Regions from separate parts of the Homo sapiens genome. Here regions 2 and 3 are each linked to region 1. A link is a loop called in an ENCODE intact Hi-C map of the cell type or tissue named here. Cell type or tissue: PC-9. All regions are shown on one strand. Links, peaks and the distances in the headings refer to the core of each region. The heading gives the core; the rest is flanking DNA.

The links. Hi-C counts contacts between places; a loop is a spot of excess contacts. Peaks named below come from ENCODE experiments on the same cell type or tissue, not always from the same donor. Only the 100,000 strongest peaks of a DNase experiment are listed, where the experiment ranks them.
Region 2: a loop joins it to region 1, with 3 times the contacts of the local background. A loop is called at or near these places in 2 of 110 quality-filtered maps.
Region 3: it touches region 1 in a loop (3-fold over the local background); 3 of 110 quality-filtered maps call a loop at or near these places.

The regions. Positions count from the first base shown.
Region 1 is chr6:133,739,982-133,750,420 of GRCh38, forward strand. The region is part of intron 4 of TARID (TCF21 antisense RNA inducing promoter demethylation); the gene reads right to left. LOC124901402 (a long non-coding RNA gene) reads left to right here and starts at 8,953. Exons shown (of 3, transcript XR_007059772.1): 1 at 8,953-9,064. In PC-9, for the core only: no CTCF peak of the experiment used is centred there; DNase peaks (open chromatin) are centred at 5,720, 5,970 and 6,580; H3K4me3 peaks cover 1,326 bases; H3K27ac peaks cover 2,410 bases.
Region 2 is chr6:133,605,109-133,615,547 of GRCh38, forward strand. The region is part of intron 4 of TARID (TCF21 antisense RNA inducing promoter demethylation); the gene reads right to left. Among named protein-coding and RNA genes, the nearest start is that of EYA4-AS2, 150 kb to the left of the region's middle. In PC-9, for the core only: no CTCF peak of the experiment used is centred there; a DNase peak (open chromatin) is centred at 4,693; H3K27ac peaks cover 2,206 bases.
Region 3 is chr6:133,625,687-133,636,125 of GRCh38, forward strand. All of the region lies in intron 4 of TARID (TCF21 antisense RNA inducing promoter demethylation), which reads right to left. Among named protein-coding and RNA genes, the nearest start is that of EYA4-AS2, 170 kb to the left of the region's middle. In PC-9, for the core only: a CTCF peak has its summit at 5,839; a DNase peak (open chromatin) is centred at 5,995; H3K27ac peaks cover 894 bases.

The DNA.
Region 1 (10,439 bases), core at 4,267-6,766:
TTCTGGATTGATGCTTTTGGAAGCAGGTGAGGATATGTGAGCATGAGCAGGTGAGAGGGTGGGGGTGTGCACTGACTCCACGTCTACTACATTAGTCTGTTCTCACACTGCTATAAAGATACTACCTGACACTGGGTAATTTATAAAGGAAAGAAATTTAATTGACTCACAGTTCCACATGACTAGGAAGGCCTCAGGAAACTTACGATCATGGCGGAAGGCAAAAGGGAAGAAAGGCACCTCTTACATTAGCGCAGGAGAGAGAGAGCGCACAGGGGAAACTGCCACTTTTAAACCATCAAATCTTGTGAAAACTCCCTTGATATCATGAGAGCAGCATGGGGGAAACCTCGCCCATGATCCAGTCATCTCCCACCAGGTCCCTTTCTCAACAAGTGGTGATTACAATTCGAGATAAGATTTGGGTGTGGACACAGAGCCAAGCCTATCATATACCAACAGCACACGGTGCTTTTCCTGTAAGATATGATCCCTGTGTCCAGCTCAGTCCAAAGTAGCAGAGCCTAATCAAGGATGCAATTACAATGAAAACAGCAATAATAACAAACTAACTGCTAGAGTACACCAAAAGTCAAAACTCAACATGAATTTTGTGCTATGATCATTAAGGAAAATGCCTTCCTTTCAGTTGCTTCTGCACACAAGGCAGGCTCCACGTATGGGCAGCAATCCACGCTGTCCAATTTAGTGGCCCAAGAAAGCCCCTGTCCCTAACATGCTTCTCCCTGAACTCTCCCTAATATCTGAAGCATAACATTTGCCAGTCACCCATTCCTCTGGATTAGCATCACCATCTTTGTCACTTTTTCCGTTACTTTCCTTTAGCATAAGAAGTTAAGGGTTTCTATAAAACTGAGGACCTAGAGGTGAGAAGAACACAGGTGAAGAAACATCTGTCTGAACTGGGTGTTGGAAGAACTAAACTCTATGTCATATGAATATTTGGACTGATTCTTGCCACCAAATTCTTGAGTAACTCCAAAAAAAATCTGTGACCAGTTCACAATGACACTGAGAGTCAGACGCAGCTGTTCACAATTTATACAAAATAAAACCACAGGAGAATTTTCTTGCATAATTTTCCAATCTATTTTTGAAAGTTTTTAAAATAAATTCTACCATTATTTCCCCAAACCAATGAATACAGGCAAAGCATGTAAGGGAATTTAATCACCTAGCGAAAGTCTTTTCTCATACACTTATTATTCAATAATTTGGACCAGAAAATGCAAAGAAATCACATCCTGCTCATTCCCAGGTCCTCTGAGGCTAAGAGGGGCTGAGGGTGACACTATAACCTGACAGGAGTCAATGACTTTGGGTGTAAAAAAAAAAAAGTGCTTCAGTGAAAAATTTCCATCCTTTTTATGAGAAAGGCCTAGGCTAGTGAGCTTTGGCTTTGGATATAGAGGTTGTCTGAGTGACAGTCATTTTTGGAGAACAGAATGAAAACCACACCCCAGCTGTGGTAGTGGCAGGAAAAAAGATATCTTCCCAAGAGAGTTCATTGCTTGTCCATTAGAAGGCTTCAGCCAGAAATCCCACAGTGGAGAAATCTAAACAAGTGTTATACAATAGCTAGGCTCCCCCTGCAGCAACTCCTAATGTGGGCAGAGACAGCCTAATTACCACCCAAGCTGTTCCTATGCTGACTACAAGGTGACACGGAGAGAGCAAAGGGAAGGGGAGGGAGAGACATGTAACACGATCTATTATTTTGCAATTAACAGGAGGCTCACTCCCGTCTGTCCACTGTCAACATCTACGCATGAGTGAACACACACACACACACACACACAGCCGAATCTCCAGAAACCCTAAGTCAGTTTCTCCCCTGCCTCTCACCCTCAGAGGGGCTAGGTCACCTTCTTCTCCTGCATCAAAACCTGGTTCCAAGACCCCAAGGACCAGGGCACCAGGCTCTTTTTTCACCCAAGAGAAATTCAGCTGAGATTTCATTTATGTCGATTTATTTTCCATCATTGCTTCATGATGCCTGTTACATGGTGTAGATTTCATTGTGCCTAATACAATGTAAACTCTATGTAAATAGTTGTTATGTTGTTAATTATCTAATTATATAATACTTTAATATTTTAATCATTTGCAAATGCTGACTTTTTCTCTCAGGTGAGAGAAGAACCTGGCCCGCTGGTCCTTGGGGTCTTGGAACCAGGTTTTGATGCAGAAGAAGAAGGTGACCTAGCTGTGCTGAGGGTGAGAGGCAGGGGAGAAACCTACTTAGGGTTTCTGGAGATTCAGCTGTGTGTGTGTGTGCGCACACACACACACATACACATGCGCACTTCTGTGCACATATTTTCAAATGCAAAGGATTAGAAAATTCAAGTATTATATAACTATATTCAGCTTTAATTACAACTACTAATTGGTCGAGCCTCCTAGAAAAACACTGCTTGGCACCAATTCTACTTCACCAGAAAGCAATGCTTATTATCTTATCCATACCAGCTAATTAAGTAAAAACACACTGCTAAAAATCTCAAACAGGCTGGGTGCGGTGGCTCACACCTGTAATGTCAGCACTTTGAGAGGCCAAGGCTGGCGGATCACGAGGTCAGGAGATTGAGACCATCCTGGCTAATACGGTGAAACCCCATCTCTACTGAAAATACAAAAAATTAGCCGGGCGTGGTGGCATGTTCCTGTAGTCCCAGCTACTCGGGAGGCTGAGGCAGGAGAATCGCTTGAACCCGGGAGGCGGAGCTTGCAGTGAGCCGACGTCGCGTCACTGCGCTCCAGCATGGGCACAGAGCGAGACTCTTGTCAAAAAAAAAAAAAAAAAAAAAAAAAAGACGTCAAACAGATTAGAATTGCTTAGATATTTGAAATTGTAACGAAAGTGTAAAAAATAAAGAGATTGACAAATATTGTAAAAGAAAATACAAAGTATCATTATTTGCACCTCTCTATCAAACCGCTCCCCCAAAAAAACTACTAGAACAAAGAAATTTCAGAAAGGTGGCTGATTGTGAGCTAAATATACCAAGAAAAAAACATTAGTGCTCTTGTATACCTATGGATGTAATTGAAATATATACACTTTCAGCCTTCTGCATCTGAGGGTTTAGCATCCATGGGTTCAACCAACTAGGGACACAAAATATTCCAAAAAAATCACATGCCCACACAAAAAATAATACAGCAATAAAAGATAATTACATAAATAAAAACATAACTATTTATATAGAGTTTATACTGTATTATGTATTATAAGTAATCTAGAGATGATTTAAAGTGTACAGGAGGATGTGCATTAAGTTATAAACAAATATAAAGAACTTCAGTATCCACAGATTTTGGTATCTGCAGGAGTTCTGGAACAAATCCCCCATGGATACTGACGGACAACTTTGTCCCTCAGTACGCACACACACACACATATATGTACATATATATGTTAGTAGAAGTATATACATGTATACACACACATACATACCCATATATGTACATATATGTTAGTAGAAGATTCCACTAGAAATAACAAAACATATATAAATTACTTGTATTAATTTTTTAATATGAAGGAACTATATTAAGAAAATGATATGTCAAAGAATTGAATAAATGAAACAATATCCTATGTTACTAATTATAAACATTATATTAAAGATATTTATTCTCCTGTAATTAATTTTTGAATTTAACTTAACCCCAGACCTCCAAATGCAGTGGTGCAGGGGTCCTTCAGGAGATGCCAGGTCTCATCTGATAGCTCTAAACACCCACCCGGCCCCAGAGTTGAAGAAGATGGAGGAGAACCTGGCAGGACCAACCAGGTGGAGTAGCAGGTGGTTGACAACATGCCTAAGCTGCAACAGCGCCTGCTGACCCTGAGCCAAACTTTTGAGCATACAGGCAAATATCCCTCCTTTACTTTCATCTTCCAAATCTCACACAAAATGTCTCTTCTGGCTCAGGCAAACTTGGAACTATGCAGGGGATGGAATTCTGTTAAATGTACTTGCAAGGAGCTAAGTTGACACAGTGAAAAATCACCACAATCATAAAGGTAAAAATTTTTCAAAAATATCAATGTATAGAGCTGGGAGTGTATAGAATAATTTTTCATATGTGGCACTAAAGGCAAAAGATAGAAAGGAAAGACTGACAGATTTGACTTCATAAAAGTTATTTTTTAAATCTGTTAACAAAAAAAGTAAGCAAACAAGAAAAACATTGAGGGTAATATTTTCAATACAGCGATAGGCAAGTAGTCTGTTTAATTTTTTTTTTTTTTTTTTTTTTTTTTTTTTTTGAGATGGAGTCTTGCTCTTTCCCCCAGGCTGGAGTGCAATGGCGTGATCTCAGCTCACTGCAAGCTCTGCCTCCTGGGTTCACGCCATTCTCCTGCTTCGGTCTCCAGAGTAGCTGGGACTACAGGCTCCTGCCACCATGCCCGGCTAATTTCTTTGTATTTTTTAGTAGAAACGGGGTTTCACTGTGTTAGCCAGGATGGTCTTAATCTCCTGAGCTCGTGATCTGCCCGCCTCAGCCTCACAAAGTAGTCTGTTTAATATTTTTAAAGTTTTCCAAATCAATAAGAGACAGATGAGCATCTGTTATTTTATTTTATTTATTTTTTAAGAGATGGGGCCTCACTTTGTTCCACAGGTTGCAGTGCAGTGGCATGATCATAGCTCACTATAGCCTCAAACTTCTGGCCTCAAGGGATCCTCTTGCTTCAGTTCCCCAGTAGCTAGGACTAAATTTAAAATAAATTTTTAAATTATTTTCAGAGACTGAGATCTTACCATCTAGCCCAGGCTAGTCTGCAACTCCCGGGCTCAAGCAATCCTCATTCTCCCAATGTGCTGGGATGACAGACCTGAGCCTCTGTGTCTGGCCTTATATTTTATATATATAAAGGGTAAGGACTGTTAATTCACAAAAGAAGAATAAAAAAGAAGTAAAATGGCCAAAACACACTTTTAAGTATAAAATCCCACTGGAAATCAAGTAAAAGCAAATGGTTTCCCCCAACACATTGGCAAAGGTGTGAAAATAAATATATATTCAATTTGAAGAGGACATTGGAAAAATCAATACTTCAATGTATTCATACATTTTGACCCAGATTTTTAAAATTCTATTAATTTATCCAGAGAAAAACAATAATGGAATGCCTATCACATATGCCTAAGAAAAAAAGGTGCCTAATAAATATTTTTGAATAGATGTATAAAAATACTTTTGCAATAAGAATGTTTATAATAGCAAAAACTGGAAAAAACTGAAATGTCCCAGGATAAGGCATTAAATAAACTGTTATCTCCATACAGTGAAATACTGGGTAGCCATTGGAAATTTTCGATTAAAGGTGTGGAACTACATAGTCTATATATAAATAAATAATAAACCATTTAAAAACAATTTATATGATTTCATTTTTTTCAAGTGTTATGTATCTACACATACATACTCACTCTCCTACAATAAATAAAAGTAATGGAAGGATTTTTGCCAAAGTATTCATAGAAGTACTGTCGTTTTTATTTTCATTAAATATGCATTACTAACCTAGTACAAAGAAGCAATAAATGTTATTTTTAAGTACTGGTAAAAGTGTTGAATATTTGATAAAACTTTCTTTCCTCCTCCTTCCTTCCCTGAAATGTCTGTACACTTAGTCAGTGTGTGAAGTGTGAAAATGTTGAAAAGAGAATGACGAATTTAGCTGGAATCGATGGAGGAACCCTTCCTGTAAGAGGAGTCATTTGAGGTAAGTCTTAAAGGATGAGTACATTTTGAATGCAAGGGTAGGGGAAGGCAGGAAACCCCAGAGTGTGTGGGAGAAGAAGAGATGAATTCAGTTTGAGAGGCAGGTATTGAATTGTGTGTTAGACATGAAGCTGAAAGGTAGCTGGGGTTGAAACCACAGGTAGGCTTCTCCATCCTAATGAGAAGGCTGAATTTCTCCATAGGATACTTCCTCGTTCCACATTGGTGACTCACCTGGAGCAGGGCTTGGGAATTCTGTCTCTGCCTGGAGCTTTTTTTTTTTTTTTTTTTTTTTTTTTTTTTGAGAGAGAGTCTCGCTTTGTCACCCGGGCTGGAGTGCAGTGGCGCGATCTCAGCTCACTGCAAGCTCCGCCCTTCTGGGTTCACGCCATTCTCCTGCCTCAGCCTCCCGAGTAGCTGGACTACAGGCGCCCACCACCACGCCCCGCTAATTTTTGTATTTTTAGCAGAGATGGGGCTTCACCGTGTTGGCCAGGATGGTGTCGATCTCGTGACCTCGTGACCCACCCGCCTCGGCCTCCCAAAGTGCTGGGATGACAGGCGTGAGCCACCGCGCCCAGCCTGCCTGGAGCTCTTTAAAGGGCTCTGAGCCTGGGATTCTTGGGAGAGTTCCATTGCATTGTATGGTCACGGAGATTGACACAGGTGATTTTTTTTTTTAATAGAAAAGTGTTATCACTAACCCTTCTCAATATATTTTCTGTCCCCTTATTTTTTTAAGATGGATATCTCTAATCTAGGTCAGAGGAGGAGTGTGGTATGCCAAATTCTTTTGCTCTGGCTAACATGATTGGTAAATAAGTGAGAATTGACACTTTTTTTGTTCTTCTTCATTCCACATATTATTCTTGTATGACACTTTTCTCTGTAATGTGAACATGTCACTCTTGAAAGTAAGCCCAAGCCCATACATAGGTACAGGACCTCATTGCAAAGAGACAGTGCAGCTCCAAATTCGTGGGAATCCATCTCCGCGGTAGATGCTCCCTTCAAAACCCACCCTCCCAATTCTGAGTCTTCATCTGAATATGCTCATAGTTTGCCTATATTGACTAAAATAAGTAGTTATTTCAGGTCAAAAACATTATTTGTGTTTGTTGTTGTTGTTTTGTTTTGTTTTTTTTGAGACGGAGTCTCACTCTGTCGTCGCCAGGCTGGAGTGCAGTGGCGCGATCTCAGCTCGCCGCAACCTCCGCCTCCCGGGTTCAAGCGATTCTCCTGCCTCAGCCTCCAGAGTAGCTTGGACTACAGGCGTGTGCCACCACTCCCGGGTAATTTCTGTATTTTTAGTAGAGACGGGGTGTCCCCATATTGGCCAGGATGATCTCGATCGTTTGACCTCGTGATTCACCCGCCTCCACCTCACAAAGTCCTGGGATTATAGGCGTGAGCCACCGCGCCCAGCCAATTGCTTTTGAAAAAAGAATGATACCTAGTGTCCGCCCAATTTTATAAAATCAACTGATTCAATCAATTGGGTCCAACTAATTTGTACCTATCTTGAGAAAGGATTCTTCATCATTCATCAAGGGAAACCTCTGTGTTGTCACCCCTTTACAGACCCCTCTGTGTGACAGGACAGGTACTGTGGCTTGTGATGACTACGTAGGACACCATTTAATGCTCCATGTGTACCCCCAGCTAACCGACACTCAGGAGTAGAGATGAATCCCCCCAAATAATTACTGTATTTCCACTGATAAAATGAAAAGCACCATTATCAATGATGCTTCACCTTTAACTTCTAGAAATAATTCCAGAAAATCATTTTTTATTATTTCTTTAGGTCATCCTCCATACTCTTGAAATAATGTTTCTTCTTCCAACATTCTCCAAATTTAACTGACTCACCTTTTGTGTCATTTTCTCTAGTGTTTTGATGCTTGGTCAGTGAATGTAAAACACTAGCTAAAGCTTATATAATAAACAAAGATAATTATTTGAAATAATCTCTTCTAAATTAAAAGTATCTCCTCCAAGTAGAATTTGCTGTTTAACCAAACCACACAAGCACTGAATAATGAGCGTTCTGGTCTGTGGACTAGTCTAAAGGTGATCACTTCTACTGGTTAGTCACTGCTTATACTGCCAACATATAGTCTCTGATTTCATTTCTTTGTATTGAGGCAAACTCTAGGATGAGAAAGAAAATAGGTTATGAATTCAACTGCTTGAAAATTTTGTATTATGAGCCGTGAATTGCAAATGCAAAAAGCCAGAAATACGATGAATAGTGTCTTTAACATTTAAGAAAGAATTGACTTTAAATCTCCTTGTCCAGATGCAGAGCTAATCATCAAAATTCCTACCAAAATTACTTACAACTGTAAAAAACACACACATACACATTTTAGACATGTAAATCTAAAAAGCTGTTAGAGGGAGTTATGAAAATTACATGCAATTATCTTGTAACTGGGATTACGAATCAATTTTCCCAGTGTTCTATTCTTTGCTTTCTTACTGCCTTCCAGAGTTTGATGTTTCTCATTTACAAAAAAAGGGATATATTTCATTTAGCAAAAAAAAAGTTGGATTTAACTCTATAATTTGTAAATATTTATGCATATTTCCAAAGAATCCATCAGCTTAACTAAATTCTTCCCTGATTACTTATAGGTCTAATACATCATGCTAGATTTCACATGTTGCACTTTCACAATAAAATGTTCAGATGAGAAGGCGATAACCAAAACAACCTGACAACCAATCAGTGAACACTCAGAAAAAATAAAACCCAAAGGTAGAGATTATCTATAAAATGGGTGTAGATTTAATTTGAAGTCTGTTTTCTACTTAAAATTTAAAAAGTTGTGTTTAAGGATAAAATTTTTGTTCAGATTTTGCAGAGAGTTAATAAAACAGCCTAAAAAAATGACCAACTGGTGTCAGTGACCCTACCCCATTTCTCTTCCACCTTCACGCACATGGCAAGTGGAACATGAACACTTTGTTCTGCATTGTATTCAAAGATGACACTACTGACAGTGATTGCTCCACTCTCTGTGTGTGACTGAGAAGCCCAATATGGTACCAGGAGTCCTTCCTGTAGTTTGCACATATGAAGCTTGTTGGGAGATTTGTGACTACAGCTGCTTTTAACAGAGCTTGTCATTGTTTATATCTCTGCCTCCAAAATACAAAATGGTCCGTTGCTAGGAATGAACCACTTCATTTCCTGACTGCTGCAAGCCAGACCGTTGTCTCTGTTGTTCTTTCCCAGATGTTCCCCAGCATGGCCATGTTGCTTGAAGCTGTGCTTTGCCTCTGTCTGAGATGGGTAAGATAAATTAACTTCAATTATCTGTTCCCCTCTTGTTGAAGATTGTAGGCACTGCAGAGATCTAACAGTAAAAACTGAGAACTAATCCTAAGTACCTACTATGTATTATATAGTGGTGATTAGTGGTAAGCAGAAGACAACGAAGGATGGGGTCTAGTTTCTGCCATCGAGGTACTTATAAGGTGGACACACTCCCCAAATAGTGAAGGTCAATGAGTGACAGGGCAAGCTGCTTGTCAAGAACTCCTATGGAAGTTACCTAGAGCAGTGGTCTCCAACCTTTTTGGCACCAGAGACCAGTTTCAATGGAAGACAATTTTCCCATGGACTGAGGAGGGGGATGATTTCAGGATGATTCAAGTGCATTACATTTATTGGGCACTTTATTTCTATTACTATTACATTGTAGTATATAATGAAATAATTATACAACTCACCATAACAGAAGCAGTGAGGTCCATGAGCTTGTTTTCCTGCAACTAGATGGTCCCATCTGGAGATGATGGGAGACAGTGACAGATCATCAGATATTAGATTCTCATAAGGAGCTTGCAACCTAGATCCCACGCATGCGCAGTTCACAATAAGGGTTTGTCCTCCTGTGGGAATCTAATGCTGCTGCTGATCTGACAGGAGGTGGAGCTCAGGCAGTAGTGCCAGCGATGGGGAGCGGCTGTAAATACAGATGAAGCTTCTCGGGGTTACCTGCCACTCACTTCCTGCTGTATCCCCTGGTTCCTAACAGGCCATGGACAGCCCCAGGATTGGGGACTCCTGCCCCAGAGGGAGAGATCATTTCAGGTTTGGGTGTAAAGAAATCCTTCATGGAAGAGAGTATATTTGAAAAAAGATGATCAAAGTGGATACTTTCAGCATAGAAACTGTGAAAAACAATACCAAGTAGTAGCAAATGGATATGTTTTGGGGATGGCGAGTATGCAGGTTTGACCTTAAAGAAAAACTACAGGATATAAGAAAACAAAGTGGATGAAGCCTGGATAGAAGGGTTTAAGCCATTATAGAGATTTTATAAAGGCTTTAAAACTAATTAAATAAAGGACCAATAAATCCATGTACCTAATCCTAATTCTGGCTACTGTGTTCAATATCAACAACTGTGATATTGAAGAAAGGATTTAACCTCTCAAGGACTCGACTTACATCTGTAGATTAAGAAGGCAAGAATAGAAAAGCAGTTCTAGACATCTGAGTATAGAAGTGTTTGGAAAATTATGAAGGAACAACTATGGCTCCCACAAAAATTTGAGACAGAAAAGTGATGCTGGCATCTGATGGACCTGGCCAGGGATGGTTGATGTCTTGTTATGTACAGAGCAGTCCCAACCTGAAATGTACACACAGCTTTCAAATG
Region 2 (10,439 bases), core at 3,337-5,836, 140 kb before region 1:
TATCCATGTTGCCGCAAAGGACATGATCTCATTCCTTTTTATGGCTGTGTAGTATTCTGTGGTGTATGTGTACCACATTTTATTTACCCAGTCTTCTGTTGTTGGGCATTTAAGTTGATTCTATGTCTTTGCTATGTGAATAGTGCTGTAATGAACATAAGCGTTCAGGTATCTTTATGATAGAACAACTTATATTTCTTTGAGTATATACCCCATAATGGGATTGCTGGGTTGAATGATAATTCTGTTGTAAGTTCTTTGAGAAATCACCACACTGCTTTCCACAATGGCTGAACTAATTAGGAACTAGTATATAAGCACCATTAGGAACTCGTTAGGAGCTAGTATAATGGCCATTCTGACTGGTGTGAGATGGCATGTCATTGTGGTTTTGATATGCATTACTCTAATGATTGGTTAATGTTGAGCTTTTTTTTTTTTAATGTGCCTGTTGGCTGCATTTAATCTTCTTACGAAAAGTGTCTGTTCGTGTCCTTTGCCCATATTTTAATGGGGTGGTTTTCTGCTTGTAAATTTGTTTAAGTTCCTTATAGATTCTGGATATTAGACCTTTGTTGGATGCACAGTTTGCAAATGTTTTCTTCCATTCTGTAGGTTGTTTGCTGATAGTTTATTTTGCTCTGCAGAAGCTCTTTAGTTTAATCAGATCCCATCTGTCAATTTTTGCTTTTGTTGCAATTGCTTTTGGCATCTTCGTCATGAAATATTTGCCAGGTTCTGTGTTAACAACAGTATTTTCTAGGTCATCTGCCAGGATTTTTATAGTTTTAGGTTTTACATTTAAGTCTTTAATCCGTCTTTGAGTTGATTTCTGTATGTGGTATAAGGTAGGGATCCAGTTTCATTCTTCCACACATAGAAACAACGTTTCTTCCAGAGTGAGATTTCTGGAAGGTCATTTGGTAATATGCATTAATATCTTCAAGATGAAAGTTCTAAAAATTTGTCTTAAAGAACTTACTAAAGATGGACTGAAGTTATATACAACACTGTTAAAAGAATGTGGCACTATGATAAAAGTAAGAAATTGGGAGGAAATATTCGCCAATAGAGGACTGGTTAACTTACAAATAAACTGGTTCATCCAGATGTTGGAATACTTACGCAGAAATTTATGAGATTAATGATGTGGAATGATGTTTACTATGTATATATAGTCTCACTCTGTCACCCAGTTTCCCTCGACCTCCCAGGCTCAGGTAGGTGATCCTCCCATCTCAGCCTCCTGAGTAGCTGAGACTACAGGTGCACACCATCATGCCTGGCTAATTTTTTCTCTTTTTTGTGGAAATGGAGTTTCACCATGTTGCCCAGGCTGGTGTCAAACTCCTGGGCTCAAGCAATCTGCCTGTCTCGAGCTCCCAAAGTGCTAGGATTATAGGCATGACCCACTGTGCCCAGCCTATTCATAATGTATTAAGTAAAAATATAAATAAATAAAACAGGTCAAAAAAAACATGTCTAGTTCTATCATATATGTGTTGTGCATGGCATGCACACATGCATGTGTGTGTGTTTGTGTGAAAGATTAGTTGCCAAACCCACAACTGTATCTATGTATAGGTGATGGCATTACAGGTACTTTAATTCTTTTTTGTTTGCTTTGATAACTATAATGAATGCCTATTACCTGTGGGAATTTTTGCCATGTAAGAAATTTATAAAATAAATTACCTTGTGATTTGATCTACATTACAGATGCTTGATACTGCATATGAAATAGCCCACCTTTTCTCAGTTCCCATTTTATGTGTTAAAATTACAGAACATCCACATTTGTGTTACTGTTGATGTTGGTCAAGTTATTAGTCGACATTTATTATGTGGGAACTGTGTACATGACTATAAACAAAACGTAAAGATCTGGAGGAAACTGAAGCAAGAAGCCCAGCGGAGCTGTGGTGCAGATGGCCCTTTGGCAGAAGCTCTACTAATGGGCTGAGATCAGTGGCATGTTTACTGCATGGACTCCTAACAAATGGATTTGGCCAGTCTCAAGGGGCCTCTTAGGCCTCAGTTGGCAAGCAGGGACAAAAGAGAAGAGTAGGTGATGAGGGAATGTAAGGCCACTGCCTGCATTCCCTTAAGAAAACTGGAATCAAGGCCCTACACAAGGTGGAAGCTGGCACAAGCTGCTAAAAGGTTGACTACTTTCTCTATCAAAGCAGCATTTTCTATTTTAGGCTGGAGATTCATAAATACTAGGAACTACCTCAAAAATAGAAAGAGAAAAGGCTTTATAATTAACAGAGTTTATTTTCTAGCAGAATGCAATCCTATCTTAGTTCTAGAGTCTAATCTATTTAGAAATTTCTTCTTGCAGGGCTGATGGGAAGTGCAGTAGTTGGAGACTAAAGTAAGAAATGAAGATTGAGGCCGGTCGCGGTGGCTCACGCCTGTAATCCCAGCACTTTGGGAGGCCAAGGAGGGCGGATCACCTGAGATCAGGAGTTCGAGACCAGCCTGGCCAACATGGTGAAACCCTGTCTCTGCTAAAAATACAAAAAATTAGCCAGGCGTGGTGGTGCAGGCCTGTATTCCTGGCTACTTGGGAGGCTGAGACAGGAGCATCACTTGAACTGGGGAGGCAGAGGTTGCAGGCCACTGCACTCCACCCTAGGCTACAGAGTGAGACTCCATCTCAAAAAAAAAAAAGGAAGAAATGAAGATTGAAGCTAGTCTAGGTCCCAACAAACTGTGACACATAAGTATGTTCTTTTATTTCTTGTGTCCTGTGGAGACCTATCCACCTTTTTCATGTCTCTCCCAGGTCCCTTTTGCTCTTCACACACAGGAAAACCAACAAGATCCCTTGACTCTAGATCAGCGATTCACAGTGTGGTCCCTTGTCCAGCAGTGGCATCTGGAAACATACCGGAAATGTAGATTCTCAGGCTCCACCCCCGACATACTTAGAATTTCTGGGGGTGCAGCCCAGCAATACCTATGTTAACAAACCCTCTGAGTGATTCTGATGCACACTCAAATTTGAGAACCACTGATCTAGATGATGTAACTTTCAAGGTTTCTGGGTAAAACAAGTAGTAAATCATAAAGATCTCAAATAAAGTCATAATACATACCCTGAAATTCAATTAGTTTTTACAATATGTGCAGGCATTATTTTATTCCTTAATTTAATATTTTTTCAAATAAGTATCATTTAATAATACCAAATTTTCTATTTATGTATGTGTATCTATATACATATATATACACATACACCATATAATTGAAACTACATATATGTATATGGTTTATATACAGTTGGCCCTTTAACAACATGAGGATTGGGGCACTGACCCGTGTAGTTGAAAATCCACACATAAATTTTGACTTCCCAAAAACTTAACTGCTGATAGTCTACTGCTTACCAGATGCCTTTCCAATAACATAAACAGTTGATCAGCACATATTTTGTATGTTATATATGTTAGATACTGTATTCTTAAAATAAAATAAGCTAGAGAAAAGAAAGTGTTAAGAAAATCATAAGAGAAAATGCATATATAGCACTATACTACATTTATTGATTCCACAAGTTTAGGTTGTCTGTTGACAAGATGAATTGTCTGTTTGAAATGGCAGCAACCGCAGTTGCAGACCTGAATCTACAGTCTATATAAGGCAATTCAACTTTTTCTTGTGATGTCATGACTTTGCTTCTTGGGAGTACTCCAAGCGTCACTAATGGCGCTTCGTGTCGGTTCCATGCTGTTATTCATGGTTTACGGTATCACACTAAACACGATGACAAATACAAGAGAAGCCTGACAGATCACTTTGTACTGCAAAATGCAATTTACTGGAGAGGCAAACTGCTCAGTGGAAATGAGGAGATGATGTGCGTTTTTTGGTCACTTGGCATTTTAAGCAGATACTCGCAACACTCAAGCTCACTGCAATAGCAGCAGGAGGAGGCTACAGAATTATTACAGCAGTACAGTATGTAGTATGGCTAGTTTTATGCAGTTATGATTTAATACTGCAACTTTACATTTCTCTTGACTGCAAATGGTGCCATAGGTGGTCTGTAAGTGTTTGTGTGCCTACGTTTTGATAAATTTTAAGATATCTTATATTCATGTATATTTTATGGTCATAAATGATAAAATAGACTAGTATCTACATGTTTTTTATGTGTTCATAACACATCTAATGTTTTCTTAATTTTTTCAATAGTTCTAGGCTATTAGGTCCATCTGTGAGCTTTTTCAAGTTGTTGCAAATCTCCAAAAATTTGTTCAAAATATTTATAGGAAAGAAATCCACATATAAGTGGACCCACATAGTTCAAATCTGTGTTCAATGGTCAACTGTATATATACTATATGGCATATAGAGAGAGAGTTATATTTTTTTAATGAAAGACTGCTTATAATATTGTCATCCATTCTAAGATTCCTTATTTGCTAAGATGGGGGACTTGAAGAGAAGGAAGATCAATGGGAAGACTCTCCCACTCTCCTAGAGTTATTTCACAACCATTTCTCCTTTCTCAAATTTCCTGTGCTCTCTTTCCTGCCCTCATTCAAGTGGTCACCTTCCTTATTTCCCTCAGAAATACTCACAGAAGCTGTCAGAAGGGTTATGAGTCAACACTCACGTGCTTGAACCCACATGTCTATCAGCCAACCTTGGTGTGGCTGGACCTCACATTCTGTTTGCCCTTCTGTGATGGATGAACTTGTGTTCTGAATCCCATCCTGTGACTCACCCCAGTGTACCCTTTGTCCTGCGTCATTTGTTAATCCCTTTCTGTTAAGTCATTCACATTAGCACACAAGCATGCTATATTCACCATCTTAAACAAACAAAAACACCTCCTTTTGCCTCATATCCCCATATTCCTTTCCAGCTATTGCTCCACCTCCCCCCTCCCCACTTTGCAACAAAATTCTTCAAAGGAGTTATTTATACTACTGTCTTTACATTCCTTTCTTTACATTCTCTTTTGAAGCCACTCTAAGCCAGCTTTCATCCCAATCACTCCACCAAAACTGTGTTCCTCTGGTCACCAGTGACCTCCACATTCCAAATGAATTTCCATCCTTAGATTACTTGACCACTCACATTTCACAGTTACTCACTCTCTGTGTCTTGAAATACTTTTCTTTTCTTTTTTTTTACTTGGCTTCTCTTATATTCTTCTTTCTCTCAGTTTTCCTTCTACTTTAGTCATTATTACTTTAGACTTTCTTAATCTCTTTTGCTGGATCTTTCTCATCGTCCCCCTAACTTGCAAATACTAAGCACCCCAGAATTAGTCCTCCATCATCTTCTCTTCTATCTACTATCAGGAAATGGCTTACAAAGCCAGTGCCGAGGCTTTAAGTACACAGATGAACACCAAATTTCTATCTTTAGCCTTGATCCTCTCTCTGATATAGGCTATGACCTTTGCCATATTTCTACTGGAATATCTAAAGGTTGTCAAAACCTTCCAGTCAAGACTCTCAGGAACACACACCAAGGCCTAGCTAGCTGGTACCAGGACAGTTCCCTGATGTCAGGGGTTACTTTTCTTTCTTAAAGGCATCTCAGACTTGAAACATCCCTTACATGAGTCATTATTTATCTCTCCCTCCTAATTCCCACTAAACCTGTGCCTCCCAAGTCTTTCTCACTCATAAATTAGAAAATAAATTATCATGGCTAAAGTGTTTTGTGAGTCCTCAGGCTTCCATCTAATCTATCAGCAATTCTGTTGACTCTACCTTCAAATTGTGCCCCAATGCTAACCATGTGTGATGCCTGTCACCCTAGACCACACCATAATCATTTCTCACTTAGGCTAGTGCAAAGACCTCCTTGTTGGTGTCTCTGCTTTGATCCATGCCCCCTTACAATCTCTTCCCCATACAGCAATCAGAGTGATTCCTATAAATTATAAACCAGGTTGAAATTATAAACCAGATTGTTACTCCTTTACTTTAAACCTTCTAATGGTTTTTCTTTTCACTCACAACAGAAGCCAAAGGCCATAACCTACAAGCCTCATGGGGTCTGTGTCCATGCCAATTCTCTGACCTCATTCTCTCTTTCCCCTTGCTCAGCCTGCTGCAGTCCCGTCAGCCTCCAACATACCAAGGACATTCCCACTTTCAGAACTTTGCTACGCTCTTTGTTCCTAGGTTATTCTCCCACTTATCCACACAAGTCCTTCTCTCCTTGCATTTGGGTTCCTTCCATATGTCACCTTATTAGAATGGCTCTCCCTGATCACCCGTCTGATTATTCATTTTCCATTTACCCTATTCTATTCATCATGGCAATTGTCACTACCTGACATTTTATTTATTGTTTACTGTCTGTCTCTTCCCACTAGATTGTTAGCTCCCTGAGTTGGGACACCTTCTTCCATTGCTGTATCAAAGCATTGCCTGGCATAGAGTGGATGTGCAAAGAACATTTCTGAATGAAAGTAGACATAACTTAGAAAAAGGCCTAAATATCACAGGTCCTGATAGCCAGCCTTTCTTTGATGCACTAGAGAAATGTAATGCAAAGTTTAGCAGAAACTTTGGGGGAAAGACCCTCATGAACAAATACAGTGAGCAGGAAAGGCAGCATGGGGCAGCAGGATGGAGCCAAGAGTGCCACAGTATGGTGGGGCCTAATGGACAGCGAGGACACAGGCTTTGGGTGCCCATTCTCCAACCACCAGCTGAACAGTCTTGGATGAAGTAGCCTCAGTCTCCCTAGCCCTCAGTTTCCTCATCAGTAAGATATGGTTTAAATAACTAAGACACTGGATATTCTGATCATAAAAATATTATACCTAACTTTTTGCATATCGTATAATTAGTGAAACTATGGTCTTCATTTTCACTTTTCTTTACAGTTATCCACTTTGTTTCCACCTCCTCTCACCCTCTCTCCCTTCTCATCTCCTATAAATGTGCTGTTACCTCCCATAGCACCAAGATTACCTACCCCAAGCAACAGACTCCTGGTTGGTTAGTCATTTTAAAGCGTTTTTTTTTTTTTTGCCAATGCCCCCAATCCAACATGACTGCAGCCTGTTAATTCTGTCTTAAAACCCCACTCTGCTCTGCCTTTCCCACCTCACACCTGAATTGTTGTGGTTATCTCCCTAGAATCATCTCCAACTTCCTCCCAAATCATCTCCATTCACCCAAATGCAACAGACATAGTTCTTCAACAGGAAGAGTTTTCATCACCTCAGTCTTTGGTCAACCCCTTGGGTCATAACCAGTCTTTTCAAGCTAATTAATGACTAGTTCCTCCCTTTCATGATCTCTCTGCTCAGCATCCGTTATTCTGTCTCCTCTCCAGCCATCTCCAGTGAATTTGGAAATACTTTGCAGGTTGTTCTGGTTCTCACCTCTGTGCCTTTGTGCATATTAGTTTCTCACCTCCTTTGGAATTTAAAATAAAAATAGCCATTTCCTTTAGGAAGCCTTTGATTGGCTTCACCTACTTCTTATCATAGATGAGCAGAACAGCAGAACATCTGAGTTGTAAGCAGATTCCTCTATGCTGTGTTGTCATGGAGATGGCTGGGCTCTGCTGCTGCATCATCCTTAAGGCAAGGGGTCTTTGCTGAGGCTGATAACACCATGCTGGAGCCCCACCTCCTTTATAAGCTCCTAACACTGCTGCAACCCTCTCCATGCTCCTTTCTCTGGAAGCCCTCTGCATGCTCCTTCCTCTGGAAGCCCTGCAAGCCCCTAACATGGCTGCAACCCTCCTCCATGCTTCTTCCTCTGCAAGCCCTGTGAGTTTTCAGATGAGCTTAGGCTTTTTGAAACACGAACCAGAAAATGATCTCTCTTCCACTCTGCCACAGGGCCAACCCCTGAGCTAGCTATCTGCGTAAGCCACAGGAGAACAGAAGAAAAAAAGTCAAATATTATCTAACCCCAAGAGTATGAGGCAGCTTTTGCTGAAACATATACCTGTGTGATAGTTGATAATACAAAATTATCCCCTAAGGTATTTAAGGTGGATTCACGATGGAAAGTTTATTTTATTCCATTTCAGATAGACAGAGTCTGGCTCCCATAAATCTTATATGACATTATAGGAAACTGACCCATTTGTACTTGGCCTGAGTTCTTAGACTTTGGAAAGATATGTAACATCTCCCAGTATAAGCTGAGGAATACATGTAAGAATTAATTTGTCATGATCTCTTTACATTTCTGACACGAAGATTAAAAAATAGAGTGAGCGTTTGAGACACCTGAAGGTTAAACTTTACCCTTCAAATTCACAGGAAACTTGTCTTGGAATAAGTGTAATTGTGCCTGGGAAACTATATAGCCTGAGGGCAGGCACTGGTGTGTGAAAACAAAGTAGAAGAAGAAAAGCTTATCCAGAAAGTGGGCTGGATTGCAGCCTTTTGTCGTATGCAAAAGGTCCACAACTAGAATGAAGTGGAAAAGTACATACTTTATCTTTTCCTAATTCTGAAAATATTTTTAAGTGCTTTTATGTTCCTGTTTCTGTGTACTTTGTAAAACCAGCAGTACATTGCTTCTTTATGGTAATCACATCTGTGAAACAGCTTTAGGAAGAGCCTTACAAGTTCTACAGCTATTACTTTTTCAACACATAAATGGTAGATTCATTCCTTCTTCATTCGTCCTACAAACGTTTATTGCTGCTAATTTTTTTAAATGTGGTTTGAATCCTTTGTCTCTCTGTCTGAATTTTTACTTCGGACTGAGTCAAGTTTCTTTTCAGGCTATTTGAATACATTTTGATAAAGGAAGACTGCTCATTAAGGGCAGCAGACATACTGGTTTCTTTTGGTTTTGTTTTTATTTGTGCTTTTCTCCTGGAGTGTGGAAAACATGAAAGGAATATAAGATCAGAGAATTTTAAAGTGGAAAGAAACATCCTAATCTGTAGCTTTTTTCTTTTTTTCAAATACAGACACTAAGGCCCACAGTAGGTAATTGATTGCAAGTTAAACATCCTGTTAATGATAAAATTGGCAATAGGAAGCAGACTATCTCCATTCTGGTCTTTTTCAAAAATCCCCCAGGATAAATGTTTATCTTGTTTACTATCTTATCTCCAGGGCTTAGAAATGAGCATGTATAGGACACAAGAGATATATCATAAATATTTGCTGAATGAACGAATGAATGTCCAAACCTGGATGAAGCTACCAATGCCTTTAGAAATGATCTAGAAAAGCATCCCTGGGGTGACTGGGAAGATGACTGAATAGGAACAGCTCCAGTCTCTAGCTCCAGGCAAGATCAATGCAGAAGGCGGGTGATTTCTGCATTTCCAACTGAGTTACCCAGCTCATCTCACTGGGACTGGTTAGACAGTGGGTGCAGCCCACGGAGGGTGGGCCGAAGCAGGGTGGGGCATTGCCTCACCCGGGAAGCACAAGCGGTTGGGGAACTCTCTCCCCTAGCCAAGGGAAGCCCTGAGGGACTGTGCTATGTGGAATGGTAGTATCCAGCCCAGATACTACGCTTTTCCCACAGTCTTTGCAACCCACAGACCAGGAGATTCCCTCAGGTGCCTGTACCACCAGGGACCCTGGGTTTCAAGCACAAAACTGGGCGGCCATTTGAGCAGACACTGAGCAAGCTGCAGGAGTTTTTTTCATACCCCAGTGGCACATGGAAAGCCAGCGAAAGAGCACCGATCACTCCCCTGGAAAGGGGGCTGAATCCAGGGAGCCAAATGGGCTAGTTCAGCAGATCCCACACCCACAGATCCCAACAAGCTAAGATCCACTGGTTTGAAATTCTCGCTACCAGCACAGCAGTCTGAATGCGACCTGGGATGCTTCAGCTTGGTGGGGCGAGGGGTGTCTGCCATCAGTGAGGCTTGAGTAGGCGGTTTTCCCCTCACAGTGTAAACCAAGCCACCAGGAAGTTTGGACTATGCTGAGCCCACCAAAGCTTGGCAAAGCCTCTGTAGCCAGACTGCCTCTCTGAGCAGGGCATCTCTGAAAGACAGGCAGCAGCCTCAGTCAGGGGCTTATAGATAAAACTTCCATCTCCCTGTAACAGAGCACCTGGGGGAAGGGGTGGCTGTGGGTGCAGCTTCAGCAGACTTAAACATTGCTGTCTGCTAGCTCTGAAGAGAGCAGCGGATCTCTCAGCACAGCCCTCGAGCTCTGCTAAGGGACTCAGTTGGTCCTTGACCCCTGTGCTTCCTGACTGGGAGACACCTCCCAGCAGGGATTGACAGACACCTCATATAGGAGAGCTCCGGCTGGCATCTGGCAGGTGCCTCTCTGGGATGAAGCTTCCAGAGAAAGGAACAGGCAGCAATCTTTGCTGTTCTGGAGCCTCTGCTGGTGATACTGACGCAAACAGGATCTAGAGTGGAACTCCAGCAAACTCCAGCAGACCTGCAGCAGAGAGGCCTGACTGTTAGAAGAAAAACTAACAAACAGAAAGGAATAGCATCAACATTAA
Region 3 (10,439 bases), core at 4,892-7,391, 110 kb before region 1:
AGTATCTCTCACAAATACTTGTTTAATGAAACGATGGCATTCACTTTATCAACGTACCAACACTCTTCCAAGTAAAAGGCAAGAGAAAGGTCAAATACTTTGGAATATCTTCGAGGTTCTAAATTTCATGGATTCCATCATTTGGTGTATAGAATTTAAAAATAAAAGACTAAAGTATAATTTGTAAAAATATAACACTACAAATCGTTTTGGAGAGGCAATGAATTGTAACGGGGATTTAGTTTATCAATTACCAGCTCAGGTAATCGCAAATGGGCACATTCTGTGAAAGTGTATATTGTTGAAATTAATCTGTACTCTCATCTTGTGTAATTTTTCCTTTCTTTGCATTAAACAAGATTTGTATTTGTATTATGCCCTTTGACCAGAGTCTTCAATACCACCCACGAACTATTTAGGCAGTGCATCAGGAGAATGAGCTCTTTTGCATGAAAAACATCAAAATGTAGAACATGTACCCCATAAAGTTTCTATAGGACATCACTGTGCAACTCAGTCATGAAATTTTTTTCCAGTTGGATATTATTAATTGTTGCAATTATTATTATTGAAATCGTCCCAAAAGATTGCAATGTGATTAGGACCAAAAGAACAAACATTTTAGCAAATATATTGGCTGCTTATGGAATAAAGTGCTATTCCACAGCCAGCTTTTTGTTGCAAACCATGTTATGTAAAAAAACACAAGCTCCCCAAAATGGACATGGGCCTTCACTATCTTTCTGGATTAAATTATAGCATCTTTCAAATGATTTTTTTGGTATGTGTGCTACTCTATTTTCATTATGAAGAAAAAAAATTTGGATACGAGCTTTGGATAAAATTATGGCCTCATCAAGACACGAATAAATTACATATGCCTCATTAAAACTTGTCAGTTTAATTCAGATAACATTTATTTATTATAAGTGTTTTAAAGGTTTATAGTTATTTTCCACATTATTTCACTGCACTTTACTTACCCTCACTTAAAATTCTTTTTGTATGGTGAACTGTATAGTTTAATTTTTATTTCCATTATTTTCCTACTGAAAGTTACATTTTAAAAATGCTGTTATTTTCCATTTGCCTCATAGGTGTCTATCATGCACTAGGCAATATGATTTTCTTAGAATTCCCAATGGGCTCTGTGCTACTTATTTGCATGTACTGTGTCGACATATGAATCTTGAGGGAAATAAATTTACTTTGTGAAATGTATTTATTATGTCGCACTGTGTCCTATGCCAAAGCAATTCAAACAAAGGGCAAACAAAGGACTATGTCTTCCAACAATTCTAACATTTTAAAAAACAAAAAGATTTTTTCTTTTTTGTTTTCTTCAAGATAGGGTCTTGCTTTGTCATCCAGCCTGGAGTGCAGTGGCCCGATCATGGCTCACTATAGCCTCCACCTCCCTGGGCTCAGGTGATCTTCCAGAGTATCACCTGATACTCAGTTTAGCCTCCAGAGCAGCAGAGAGTAGAGGTGTGCACCACCATCCCAGCTAATTTCATGCTTTTTGTAAAGATGGGTTTTACCATCTTGCCCAGGCTGGTCTCAAACTCCTGAGCTCAGGTGATCCACCTGCCTCTGCCTCCCAAAGTGCTGGGATAACAGGCATGAGCCACCAAGCCAAGCCTTCTTAATATTTTTGTACACTAGAAAAGTACTTTTGGTTTTATCTCACATGATTTAGCTGTAGAGATCAGTTTATCTGATGTATAAATTTCTCTATTTGTCTCAATAGGTTATAAATATATAAAAGCCATTTATTTGTCAAAAGCTATTGAAAGTAATAGGTATTTCCAAATATAACAACATGCTATAAGGTAAGAAGCAAAGGATTTGGAGGCAGGCAGATGTTAATTCCAATGTTGAATCTGCAATTTACCAGCTATGTGAGTCACAGTTTCCTCATCTATTAAGTGGGGGGTCACAATAAATACCTTGAAAGATTGTTGCAAGCTGTATTAGTCAGGGTTCTCTAGAGGGACAGAATTAATAGGAGATATATATATATATATATATATATATATATATATATATATATATATACACACACACACACATATACATATATATATATATCTCATATATACCAATAAGTATGAAATGCTTGTGTGTGTGTGCGTGTGCTCATTTCAACTTAATCCCATTCATAAGTGCAGAGCCCTCATGATTAAATCACCTCCCAGTGGCTACACTTTTTAATACTACTGCATTGAGGATTAAATTCCAACATGAATTTTTGAGGAAACACAATCATTGAAACATATCAGCTAAGTACCACCTGGAAATAGACAAATGCAGCACTACAGCCCCTTTCTTGAATACTCCTGAAGGACAGTGGTGAAGGGATTTCCTTGCAGTGGGCAGAACATCAAGCAGTGCACCTGATTGTTTATTTTGCTTGAAAGGAGTAATTGCCAGGGGTTTGGATGGATGATCAGAGTCCTGGAAAAAAACATGACTGGAAAATTGTTGACAAGAATTTCTGGGTGGGGGGAAGTATATGAATAGATAGACCTCTCTGGATGGACAAAGAATGTGAATATACGTGTGGCCCATGTGATTGCTCACCAAAAGGTGACCTCAGCAGCAGAGGATTTTAATAATCAAGTAAATACTGATTCTGTGGATACCACTCAGCATCTTTCTTAGACACACCTTTCATCACCCAGTGGATTATGAACAAAGTAGCCATGGTGCTAGAAACAGAGATTATGCATGGGCTCAGCAATATGGATTCTACTCACCAGGCTGACTAAGCTATTGCTATTGCTGAGTGCCCAATCTGCCAGCAGAAGAAACCAACACTGCCGCAATCCTGCAGGTTGATCAGCCAGCTACTTGGTGACAGATTATGTTGGACCACTTTCATCATAAAAGGGAAAGCACTTTGTTCTTTTAGAAAAAGTCACTTATTCTGCATATAGGTTTGCTTTTCTTGTATATAATCCTTCTGTTGAAACGTACGGAATGTCTTATCCACAATCATGACATTGTACAAAGCAGTGCTTCTTATCAAGGGCCGCAACGGTCCCGTGCTCATGGAGTTCACTGGTCTTACCATTATACCCTATCATCCTGAAGCAGTTGGGGTGACAGATGGCATATAGCCTTTTGAAGATACAGTTGCAATGCCAGCTAGGTGGTAATGCCTTGTGAGGTTGGGGCAGGAGGCCATATATGCTCTAAATCGGTATCCAACGTGTGGTATTTTTTCTCCCATAGCCAAAATTCATGGGTCTGAGAATCAAGGAGTAGAAATGGGAGTAGCTCTAATCACTATTATCCTTTTTGATCTACCAGCAAAATGTTTGCTGACCTTGGGCTCTGCTGGTCTAGAGTTCTAAAGGAAGGAATGTTTCTAGCAGGAGACACAACAGTGATTCCATTGAATTGAAAGTTGAAAGAACCACCTGGCCACTTTGGGCTCCTCATGTCTCTGAAGCAACAGGCAAAGAAGGAAGTTTCTATACTGGTTTGTGTTATTGATATTGACTACCAATTGGGATCTTTCTACAGAACACAGATAAGTTGGAGTATGTAGAGAATACAGTAGATCCTTCAGGGAGTCTCCTAATCCTCATGCCCCGTGATTAAAGTTAATGGAAAACTACAACAACTCAACTGTAGCAAAACTGCTAATGGTCCAGATCCTTCAGAAATGAAGATCTGGGACATCCCTGCAGGTAATAAAAAATAAGCAGTTGAGGTGCTTGTTGAAGGCAAAAGGAATACAGAATGAATAGTGGAAGAACATAGTTATAAATATCAATTATGGCTAATGATCAGCTGCAAAAATAAGGACTATAATAGTTACAGATTTTTTTCTTATTATGAATGTTTGTATATATATTTAGCAAATATTTTTGTGTTCTTTCCTCTCTTATCCCCTTTTCATCTAACATAGGCTGTATTAATAATAGTTAACTTTATATCACAATATTTACATTATAGAATATCAAGGAGAAAAGTGAACAGTACCCAAGACTTTGCATCCTCTTCTGAGGAAAGCGTTAGTGTGGTTTTGGTGGCATGGAAGATAGTTGTATCATATTAGATGGAAGTATGATTTTGCCATTATTTTTATTTGGAGATTAAGTATGGTTCCAGAAGATGTGTATGGATGTAAAATTGGCAAGATGTGGACTGTGGTGGTCAGTTTTACCTTGCAACCTGGCTAGGCTATAGTCCCCATTATTCAATCAAACTTCAATCACAATCTAGCTGTTGCGATGAAGGTATTTTGTAGATGTGCTTAAAGTCAATAATCAGTTGATGTTATGCAGGGAGATTATCCCAGATAGTCAGTGTGAGCCTGAATCAATCAGTCAAAGGCCTTAGGATCAGAACTGGGGCTTCCTTAAGGAAAAAGAAATTCTGCCTGTAGATAGCAACCTGAAATTATGCTCAGGACTCTCAGCTTGCCTTTCTTGGTTTGTCCTGTGGATTTCAGACTTGCTTTGACATCACCAAGAATTGCACAAGTCAATTCCTTGCAATAAATCTCTTAGTATCTCCTACTGATGTTGTTTCTCTGGTTGAATCCTTACTGATATAACTAAAAAAACAAAAACAAAAACAAGAAAATACCAAAAACTTCCTTGTCTTATAATCTTTCTTGTGTCAATATTAATTTGTTTACTCAATTTCTTTCTTCTTTAGAGAATAAATTTATTGAAATCAAGATCTGGATTTCTCAAGTCTTTGAAGCACTAAGCACAAGGCCTTATCTAAATGTATGCTCAGTGAACAATAGTTAAAGAAATCTCAGTTTTAAGTTTTTCTCTTGTTTTCTGGTTTTCATTAGCTATGAAGGACTTGATCTTGAGGCAGATGTGGCTGTGGAGGACAAGCAAGTATTTCAGGCTTAAAATTACATTTCATTCCTAACATGTTTTCATTTGTAAATTATTCTTTGTCTCCACTAATTTGCCACAAAAAGTAATCTTACAAATGGCTTTCAAGTGTCACTAGGCCAATAGTAACTGAATTTATATTTCTAAATTCGTTGCCACAACTCACTTTTCCCCTTAAATATTTTTATCCTAGCCTTTTACTTTCATTCCAATTATCTTGGCTGATGTATTCATAAGTATCTTCCTCCAGAAAACTTATCTAGGCAATTTGGTACACATCATTTAAACTGAGGAATCCATTTCCTTGCTTATTCATTCATCCCTCAAGTAATTACCAAGTATCCACTATGTGTAAGGCACTAGGCTACATAATTTAGTGTGTCGGGGCTTCTTAATGACCTAATCCAATTATTATCCTGTGACAAAAACTAATCATAAAAACATAAAAACAAAAGCCTTTGCCCAAATTTGCCCAATTAAGTATTTTCATGTTGGTTAATCTTTGAGTCTTTCTCCTCTAAATTTGGGTTAGATTAATTCTATAAAAAAGGCTAAGCATATTTTTGAACTGCCCTTGTGGTTTCTTTCTACAGCAAACAGACACACAAACACACACACCTAAACTTTTCTAGATGTTCATATTACTGAAAATGAACTCATGCACCCACACAGATAGACCATTTTGACGTGTCCATATAACATTGGCCATAAACAATCACATATTTGCATAAAGTCTGGTGGTATAGTCTTTCCATTTTTATTCTTTTCAAAATATTGGAAGAAGTAGCAGTCAGACTTCCAGAGAAATTTCCCTTTGAGGGTTAAAATCATGTGCTCCCCAAATCCAGTCTGGAGCCCTCCTTCTCCACCAGGAAAGACCAGCTCAGAGCAAGGTTCTGAAATGGATCCATCAGATGATATTGACCACAAAGAAACAGCCATGAAGCCTGCAGTAGTCCCATGCCTGGAGTCATAACACAAATAATATCCTAGAAATGCTCCACCCTGCCTTGGACGGGGTCCTGGAGTGAGATTATTCTGCATTCCATGCTATAGAGGGCTGTGTTGCAGTCAAATTCCTGAGCATGACCACTGCCACAATGCAACTGTTTACTCCATCTCTAAATGTCACATCAACATGACCTTACAGAGGTATTTGTTTGTGTGACTCCTCATAGCAGGACCTTCTCTGTGGCTGGGACATTATGAGCTGTTAGTAAATATGAGAGTAATAGGAGAAGAAGGAAGAAAATTGAATGCCAAACAAACAAAAAGAATGGGGAAAAAGGAAGGAAAGAAGAAGAGATGAAAAAAGAAAAAATATGACAATAATAAAAGTAACATCTAAGGGCTTAATGTGTGTCAGGCAATAGTCTGAAATTCAAATGTTTACATGTTAATTCACTTAGTCCTCATAATTTCCTGGAAAATGTTACTATTATTATCTCCAGTTTCTAGATCAGGAAACTGGGCACAGAAAAATGAGAGAGCTTGCAAAGTTAAGGAGGAGCTGGGATTTGAACTCAGAAAGTCTCACTGCAGAACCTGAACTTATAAATGCTACACTCTTCTACCTCTAAATAAAAAACAATAACAGTGAAATTAAGTGGAAAAAGGCAAAGAATTGGAAGAATTCACTCAATAAACATTTCATTCAATAAATATTTATTAAGCAATTCAGAAAGATACAACTTCTGTAATCAAAGAGCTTGCAATTAAGTGGAAGAGAGAAAATGAAAGAAACAGAAAATGAAAGAATGCAACAGAGTAAAAGATTACAGGAGAACTTTATGCTGTACCAGGTCTCAGATTCATACTGGAGAAAGCAGCTATATCTGCCCAGGGGATGGTGTTGCGAGAGTTTCTACAGGAAGCAATATCTGGGCTGACTCAGAGAACCAACACTGGCAGCCGTAAAAACTGTGGGTTGGGAGAGGTGAGGCCTGAAAGGGGGACAATTAGGGTCTGCTGTAACACAGCATGTGAGAGCTGGTGAGGACCAGGCAGGAGCATTGACAGCTGGATTAAAGAGGGTGGGAAAAACTGAGATTAGATTAGGAGGAAGAATTGTCAAGAGCTCTTCATCAACATTAAAAAGGGATGTTGTGAGATGGTTCCCAGGTTTCTGACTTGGGCAACTTGATGATGCTGCCAATTTACCCAGAGAGGAAACAGAAGACAAAGAGAACTTTAAGGGTATTAGAAGAAGAAAGATGAGATAAAGATGATAAGCTATTGATTTTTGAGTTTGAAATCTCCATAAAGCTTCTAGGTTGAGATGTCTAGGAGCTGTATGGCAGAGTATACAAATCTGGCCAATATTAGTATATCACTTGCAATTAAATCCTTCAGAGTAGAAGGATCTAATTCTCTCTATTGAGAGAATATGGGTAATGAAAGAACAGTAAAGGATGGAACTCTAGAAAACAGTGCACAAAGGACAAAGAAGTTGAAGAGTAAGATAATCTATCACTCAAACCAAGGGGACTTCCACTTACAAAAAGATCAGTAATGATGTCAAATGCAACAGATGGCCACTTACAATACACAAGGCGAAGCATTCGTGGAATTTGCTGTCAGGTGATTATTGGCACCTAGAGCCTGGAGGGCAAGCTCTTGAAGAGAAGAGGATAACTTTCCCCATAAAAGAAAAAGAAAACAGAAGAACACACAAGATAAAGATGAATCTGTCAGTGTTTTAAATGGAGGGCAAAAGTTGAGGATAAACTATGAATTAGAGAGTGAACTTCATACTGAAATGTTAATGGAATCAATGACAGTGGTGAATATTTGAAATATCCACTGAGGGAAAAGGACAATTTAAAAGGTTGTCAGATGACAAAGAAGCCCACTTGGTACTGAGAAGGATCAATTTGCAGATGCACTGATCTGTGTCCTATCAGACTCCCTTCAGCAATCCCCCCTCGCAACAGGAGTTTGTGATTAGAGGGTGGGAACTTGGGTTTTAAGAATTAGTGGTGGAACATTATGAATGCTCAAAAGGAAAGGGAAAGAGTTAATGAGAAATGTCTATTTTCTGATTATCAATTGTTAAATTAAACATCTATTGAACACCTGTGTTGTGCTCTGTGGAGGGTGATTATTCAACTAATCATAAGCTTCACTGAACACCTACCATGTATGCTATACTATCTTAGGCACTGAACTTTCAAAGCTCTATGACACCTACCTTTAGGGTGCTTACAGTCTAATGGAAGAATCACATAAGAAAACCACAACATCAAAGCAATGTGGAAGGGGCTATGATAGAAGTAGGCCCAGGATGCTGGTGGATTGTAGAGAAGGGAAGTCTAAAACCAGATTGGGAAAGGAGGGAAAGAAGGAAGATTTTCTGATGAAGCCATGCCTGAGAGGTAATGACAACTAGGAGTTAGTCAGATTAGTGCTTGGGTGAGGCCTAAGAAGACACTTATGAAGCTGAGAAGACAAGGAGGGCTAGATCAAAATAAACTTTATAAACCATGTTAAGGAATTTGGATCTTATCCATTCATTATCCCTTTTTAAATCATATTACTCCTAACAGCAATTGTGAGCAAGTATTTATCCTCTGAAGATAGAGGAACATCACCTGAAATGGTTGTAGCTCATGTTAAAATTTCTGGAGCTTCCAGGTTTAAAAACAAATGTGAATTTTGTAACCTACTCTATATTATATCAATTTTAGTAGACTTTGAATTATTTACCTTCAAATAAATTAATCTTTAAGAAGATGCACCATGGTCCTCCTGGAGCTTCTTGTCTGTGAATGATGGCGGTAGGTGAAGAAGAAATCATTGAATTATTTTAAGTAGGAGTTGCATAATCAGATTTCTGTTTTAGAAAAATATCCCACCAACGTGTTGCTTGGTTTGGGAAATCAAGAGAAGGATGTGAGAAGTCGCTGGAAGGCTGCTGCAGCAACTCAGACAAGAGATAATGAGTTCCTCGGTCCTATCAACATGAGTAGAAAGAAAGACACTGAGTGAAGAATTATTAAGGCAATAAGAGTGTCAATGACTTATGGCTATGGGGAGTGAGTCAGAGAACCCAACACGACAACCAGGTTTCTGGTCTGAATGCTGTTCCCTAAGATAGCAAATGGGGGAGTAGAGTCAGGGCCTGAAGATTAGAAGCAATGGTAAGTTCTGTTTTGAACATTGCCTTTGAGAGCCTTGTGGGACATCCACGTGCTGATGACTGACATGCATTTGGGCACATATATTGGAATGGCCACATGTGGAAATTGAAGTCCTGTGGGGAGATAAGGCCATCCAGGGACAGGGCCTCAGAGTTTATAATGTAGTTGGAGAAATGACTCAGAAATCACAAAAACAACCAATAAGTGGGTCTGAACAATCTGTTCCAACTGGCTGTGGAGTGCTGATGGCACAGGGAGTTAGGGACTGACTGAATTGAGGTGGGTTAGTGAGGGAAGGAACACCACTGAGATCTATTACAGACCTCAGAGCCCATGGTCCACAGCATCATCCTGAACTGAGAGCCGCAGACACAGGCTGCACCTTCTTTGCTGTTTAACCTTGTCTAAGTTCATGTCACCAAACCATCTGCACCTGCCCAGAACAATGAAGATGCCTTATAGTCCTTGGGATGACCTATGTACAAGAACTTGTAAGGTGTGAAGACAATGCAATGAATAAGTGATCTCCGAGTGTGTGCTATGAGCATTGAGATGATGCCCATCTTCCTATTACTGGTTTGGCTCTGGCATGCTGTGGCAGCTGGAAGGTGTTTCCATAGCAGGTGGTGAGAATTCCTCTGCTTCTGGGTACTACATGACTGACTGTGCAATAGAGTTCCATGATACCTTCCAAACCTGAAGTTGCAGATTTGAGATAGTCTAAGAGGGAAAGGCAGCCTTGAGGACAGTTTTTGTCTGAGTATATTTTAGTTTCTAAAGCATTTCAGTACCTTCTGGGGCAATAAGATGCAAAATACAAAACTAGACTTGTTCTAATGTTGTGTTTATATAGGGCTTTCCCAAGTACTCCTAGACAGAGGAGAAGAGAAAGGGGGAAGATTGCAAAATGTGCTCCCTGCCCTCCATTCTCATTTCAACCTCTGGGCTTTGCATGTCAGAGCATGCGACCCTGAGGAACCAGTGTCTGAGCAAAGACAAGGTTATTACTGCCACATGAAAATGATGTAACCTGGACATCAGGCTCTGGGGAACAGAAGGCAAGTCAGATGGGTCAATAGATGGTGACAAAACACGGAGGTCAATAGGTTGAAGATCCTGATAAACTGGAGAGCTATGAGGTATGACTGAGATGAATTTCTGGTTTCTTTTACATCATGGGAGTTATATGGTTATTGTTTTATAGTTTTTTAATTTTAAAAGCGGGCATGAACTGAGGAGGAGAGTTGTGAATAGCGGACTATTTTTTAATTTATATGCCAGGCAAAATGTGAGAGGATAGGGAAATCTAAAACTTATAAGGAAATGTAAGCCATAGGCTCTTGTAGCTCTCATGGAAACTTTCTTTAAAATAGTTACTTTTTCACTTTGGAACATGTTGGAGGGTTGAGCTTTTTATAAGACTAGATTCAAA